2 separate regions of the Mus musculus genome follow, and region 1 is linked to region 2. Evidence: chromatin contacts called from ENCODE Hi-C or POLR2A ChIA-PET data. All regions are on one chromosome and are shown on one strand. The core of a region is the stretch at or near the end of the contact, and the rest is flanking DNA. Distances in the headings are between cores, read along the strand shown.

Region 1 (2,700 bases), core at 141-2,640, 320 kb before region 2:
CTTGAACATACCTACCTACCTGAGGATTATATTGAATTTCTGATCCTCTAGCCTTGCCTCCTGAGGGCCAGGATTACAGGTCTGCAACATTGTGTACTTTTATCTACTGCTGGTTTTGAGTGTAACAAACAATCTATAGCATAGTCCCTAAAGTGACCTTTGTGTCAGGCTATACCTAGTCACACAAATAACATCAGTCTCTGGTTAAATGATTTGGTCAACTAGTGGAACTGTGGGTCAAGTTTATGACTTCTCAGCATTAATTTAGGCTGGTTTTGTTATTATCTTCACCCCCTTTAGCCATTAACAATGGTGATGCTTGGTACCAGAAGAAGCAAGGAATCATTGCGGCGGCGGGGCGGGGGGGGGGGGGGATAGTATTAACAAGTTAGAATGACCAAGGGGATTTTGGGGGCAACCGTGCTGAAAGGTCAAATGAAGAAAAGGAAGGTCCGCACAGGATCTGCTCCCTTTTTGTTCCAGGCGTTACTCTTTGTCTTCTTGAAAGATCTAAGGACTGTAGACTTGCAACAACAAATGCCAGCGTAAGGACGACTAATTTCAGTGTGGGGTGGTAGTGGTGAAAGGCTAAACATTTTCAAATCAGAAGGTGCATGTCCAGAATAAGAGAAGGAAGGGGTGGCCTGCAAAATGATGGGTTCCAAGCAAACGGTCCAGACTGGGGCATGGCTGTCTTGACTAAAGCAGGGGTTTCAGTGAAGAATCCCAGAGTAGGTTGGGAATGACATTCTAGTATCCGATAGCATGGGAAGGCCCAACCAGGATACAAAAGGTTAGGAAGTTCAAGGCGGGGACTCCCTGGCAGACAGTTGACAAAGAGGAGCCAAGGTCCTTTCCCTAGATGCTGGGGAAGCCCGGGGCCCCGAAGAAGCGCTCTGGGTCCCACGAACTCGCCAGCCCTTGGCACGGGAAGCGGAGGTTCCCGGACATTCCTGGCTGCCCCATGCATCTGGGGGCTCCCTCCTCGGAGCTCCCTTGGCTCCGTATCCTTTCCTTGCTCCTCCCCAGGAGCGAGAAAGGCATGCTCACGCGAGTCTCCACACTCCGCAGCAGCCTCCCCAGACGGATCGCGGCCGCCAGGAGAGTGCTCGTCTTAGCACCGGTGGCGGAGCGCACAGAACAGCTTAACGGTCCGGCATCCGCATCCGCACCCGCCCCGCCCGTCGGCGCCGCTGCCCCGCCCGCCTCTGCGTCATGACGCTAGCGCCCAACGCGGAAGCCGCCCGCCGCCTGGACCAGCCGAGGGCTGTGCGCCGAGCCGCGACGGGCGGGAGCCGGCGGGGGCGCGAGGCGAGCGCAGCTGCAGCCTAAGCGGCCGAGCGCGCGGAGCGGGCGGAGCGAGCGCCCAGGACTGAGCGCGGGCGGAGCGGGGCTGGAGCAGGCGCGCAGCGGCGGCCGCCCCGGGGGATGCAGCTGCCTCCCCGGGCTGGCGTGTAGGGAGGGCGGGTCCCCGGCCTCGGCGGCGCGGCGGTGGAGGGGACCGAGACTGCGACCATGGCGACCCCTGGCAACCTGGGGTCCTCCGTCCTGGCGAGCAAGACCAAGACGAAGAAGAAGCACTTCGTGGCTCAGAAAGTGAAGCTGTTCCGGGCCAGCGACCCGCTGCTCAGCGTGCTCATGTGGGGGGTCAACCATTCGGTAAGGCTCCTCTGCGGCGCGCTCCTCTTGCTCCTCGGGCTCAGCCTCCCGGCTCTGCTCCTCCTGCTGCAGCGGTGGCAGGGCGGGGACCTCTAGCCGGCTAGCTCGGTCGGTCCCGGGCCCTCTGGCCACTCGCCTCTTGGGGTACCCCTAACCCCACGACAAGCGTCCATCTCCTGGGTTTCTCCGGCGGCGCTTGCGCTCCCTTTGGAACCCAGGGAGGGTGCAGGATGAGAAGCATTCTCTGTTCTGTGCTTCTGAGCCTCTCCGCGGCTGTCCTGTCCCGCATTCGTCCTCCCGCCGGTCGGTGCTCGCTGTCCGCGAAGTGGGAAGTTTGTGCGGGGACCGACTCTGTCTCAGCTATCAGTCCTGGCGGGGAACCGCTCAGGGCCCAGTCCGAGCGATCGCTCCACTTGTCTGGGACCGATGGGCCCTCCTGCCCTGAGCGGGTGGGCAGGTGAACCTGTCCCTGTCAGGAAGAGTCCGGAGCTTCTCGGAGATAGGACTGGAGTGAATCAGAAGATTTTGGGCGGCAGCTTGAGAGCTTAGCTTTCTTTTTTCCTTTAAAGGCAGTATTGTCAGACTCTAGGAGAATTTTTTTGGGGGGGTGGGGGGTGGGGGTGGGGAAGACGGGCAAAGGAAAAAAAAAAGCAACGTAAATATGGCCCTGGTGCTGAGCGTCTTCTCTTCATCCCTTCCCGCATCGCCCAGCTGCTGTGCCCTTTCCAGACCTCCTGGCGGGGAGTCTTCCTCCCTCCCCCTTGCTTCCTCCCCTCCTTGGGGAGCCAGGCAGAAGTCACAGACTTCTGCAGAAGGATGGCCTTGGTGGTGATAGTCGGAGGGGGTCCCGGCGGTCGCGAGTTCGAGGTGGTCTAGAGTTAATTACATCCATTTTGGAGGTTGTTTAAAAGACTGTCGGGGTGCGCGTTGGGGAGGGTTAGTCTAGCGCACAGCTAGGGATGTAAGGAGGTGCGCGGCTGCAGACTCTGCGGACTGCGGTGTGGGGGGCTGAAACAGCGTCCTGCTGATCTGACAGCGAGA
Region 2 (2,700 bases), core at 49-2,548:
AGAAGAAAAAAGGAGGGGTGAGAGTGGAGAGAGAAAGGGCGCTCAGCAAGGCTAACGTACAGTCACCGGCTTCACTCCAAAACAAAGCTCAAATTTTAAATGCCCACCTCCTTGAGAGCTCGCCCCAAGTACGTATGGAACCCCTGTCCTCGACTCCCAACAAATACCACCTTGAAAACTTTACCCTTTCCAACACAAATGCACAAGACCTTGGAAACAACTGGGAACCGCCATCTTACCAGCCATCCAATTTCACACAAGTGTCCCTCCAACTTAAGTTAATAACATTTTTGTCGGGGCTCCCCCCAGCCTAACACCCACCTCGTCGGGATCGCTGTTCCCCACAGTACCCATCCCTATAAAATGGGGGCGTTCCCTGGAGGTTCAAAGACCTCCAGAGCCCTTTCTTCGGGAGAGGAGGGAAGCCACTGGACCCAGGCAGCGCCCGATCTCGGGATCCCGTCCCCGTTTCAGCAAAGTCTACCTCTCAACAAAGGGCGCAGCGGCCGCGGGAGCCGCGCAGGCTGGAGACACAAGTGCCGCTCTCGGGGACCATGTGCGGCGCGAGGGTGCCGAGGGGCGCTCGGGGGAGCGGGGAACTAAAACGTGGGGCGGCGCGGCGCGGCCGGGCGCGGGCGGCGGCCGGAGCGGCTGGAGCGCGGTCAGGCGGCGCTGGTGCGGGCTGCGGGGCGTCCGGCGCCGCGGGAGGCGGCGGGCGCGCGGGCGCGGGCGCGGGGCGCGGGCCGGTTGCCCACGCTGTCAGCGCCTCCGCCCCCCCCCCTCCACGCCGCCCCGACCCCCACCAGTCCCCGGCCACGGCCCGTCGGCGCCTCGCCTCCTACGTACCCGGAAAGAGCGGCCGGCGCGAGGCGATCTGAGCGGGCGGAAAAGACAATGAAAGTTAAAAGTCGTTCAGCATAAAATGAATGCGAGCCAAGCGGCCATCTTGGAGCGAGCCGCCGCCGCCGCTGTCAATGGGCACCGAGCGCGGCCGAGAGCAGCCACGGCCGCCGCGCTCCGCTCATGCCGCTCCCCCGCCGGCCTCCTGCTCGCGCGCTGCGGCCTCCTCCTCCCGCGCGGCCTCCTCCGCCTCCGCGCGGCCTCCGCCGCCGCCTCCTCGGGGCCTCTCCTCCTCCTCGGCGCAGCCGCCGCCTCCCGGCCGCGCTCGGGGGAGGGCGCGCAGAGGGGCCGAGCCGTATTATTCTGCGGGGCCGGGAGGTGTTGCTAAGCCTGCGCGGGGCTCCCTCGCCAACCTCCCCATTGTCTCTCCCGATCTCTGCCTTTAATACTACGATTATGATTTCAGACTCGCGTGGGGGAGGCGGGCTGGCGGGCGGGCGGGGGGCGCCGAGTGTGCTTGCGGGCCGGGTGGCGGGGGAGGGGAGGGAGGACCAGGAGGGGGAGGGGAGGGTGGAAAAAAATGCACGGCTGAAGGCAGAGTGGAAACTGACACCGGCTCCAAAATGGCTCGGAGTCCGCCCGCCCCCTCCCCCGCCCCCCGCCGGGTCACGTGCTCCCCTCATTCCTTAAGGGCGGCCTGGGAATTAGTGTCGGTGTAGTCGGGCCCGTGGCCGCCCCCTCCCCTCGCAGCGCGCCGCGAGCCGCGCGCCCAGCCCCCTCCCCTCCCCGCGCAGCGCGCCGGGGCCGCGACGGAGGCATTTCTCCACAGCGCCACACGCCGCTCTCCCGGCGCGGCCCGCTCGGCCCCGCACGCCGCCCCGCCCCCCACCATGTCTCCTGCTTCTGGCGCACACGTCCGCGGGGCCCGCCGCCGGGGGCGCCCGGCCGCTGCCCCGGCTCGGCCCTGCCGAACCTGCGCCGGATCGGGCCCGCGGAAACAACAGCGGCCGCCCCGCCCGCTGGCGGCCGGGAAGAGGCGCGCGCGGGCAGCGGCCGGGCTGGCTCCGCTCGCGGGGTCGGGCGGGCCGGGCGCAGGTAACGGGCGGGCCGGGCAGCGAGCACGGCCCGGCCGCACACCTTTCCCGAAACACTTAACCTGGGGCAAGGCAGGCGTCCGAGCCCACGCAGGGCAGATGTGCTTGGCACACTCAGTCGTCAAAGTCACACACAAACTCCAAACAGAATGCCGCCCTTCTTGTGGGAATACCACCGTATTTATTCAGGGTACGATACTTTAATAGGGCTTGAAGACGCTCAAGATAGAAGGAACGCAAGAGTAATACTGAAAATCCAGATGCTTAAGAGTCTCCCTCTTAACCATTTCACATGTGTAAAAAAAGTGTCAAAATTGATGGTTGGCATCACTTCAAAAGGGTGCTAGCTCTTTTTCCACTGAAAATGACATCCAGCTCGCGCGAACGATGGTCCAGCAGGAGACAAGGCGCGTCTGGTTTTCCTCTAGGCTCCTGGGGTCATCAGCCTCCCCAAATTACAACTGAGTTGCTCTTTCCAGGCTTTTTGAAGCATCCTTAAGTTTCCCCACCAAGTCCTAAAAGATGTACAATCATGTCACAACTTGGGCATACAAGTGAGGAAGCAGCAACTCTGAAGCAGCTGCAAGAACACAGTCGGAAGGAAGAACACCTAAGGAGTCCACGGGAGCTCAACAGCTCGCAAAGCCCTTTGGAAAAGAAGCGCTTCTTCTGCTGGATCTGGTCCTCCAATCAGGTATTCAAGTTCTAGTTAAAAGGGAATTTCTAACAGAATTTTTGCAGGCTGAGAATATCTAAATTATCTCTC

Evidence for each region. Hi-C counts contacts between places; a loop is a spot of excess contacts on that map. ChIA-PET counts read pairs that join two places held with the same protein, here RNA polymerase II (POLR2A).
Region 1: a map of left cerebral cortex shows a loop between it and region 2 (4-fold over the local background). The contact joins the promoter of Pip4k2a here to the promoter of Bmi1 in region 2. A Hi-C loop is called at or near these places in 10 of 37 maps with a recorded cell type or tissue (Patski, adrenal gland, gastrocnemius and 2 more). POLR2A ChIA-PET finds 5 or more read pairs at or near these places in 1 of 5 experiments (Patski).

The regions. Positions count from the first base shown.
Region 1 is chr2:18,996,811-18,999,510 of GRCm38, reverse strand. Pip4k2a (phosphatidylinositol-5-phosphate 4-kinase, type II, alpha) reads left to right here and starts at 1,390. Exons shown (of 10, transcript NM_008845.4): 1 at 1,390-1,659. The coding sequence starts at 1,516. It overlaps 4930426L09Rik (RIKEN cDNA 4930426L09 gene), which reads right to left and starts at 1,192. Exons shown (of 1, transcript NR_024323.1): 1 at 1-1,192.
Region 2 is chr2:18,675,616-18,678,315 of GRCm38, reverse strand. Bmi1 (Bmi1 polycomb ring finger oncogene) reads right to left here and starts at 1,298. Exons shown (of 10, transcript NM_007552.4): 1 at 847-1,298. It overlaps Commd3 (COMM domain containing 3), which reads right to left. Exons shown (of 8, transcript NM_147778.4): 8 at 2,085-2,449. The coding sequence ends at 2,390.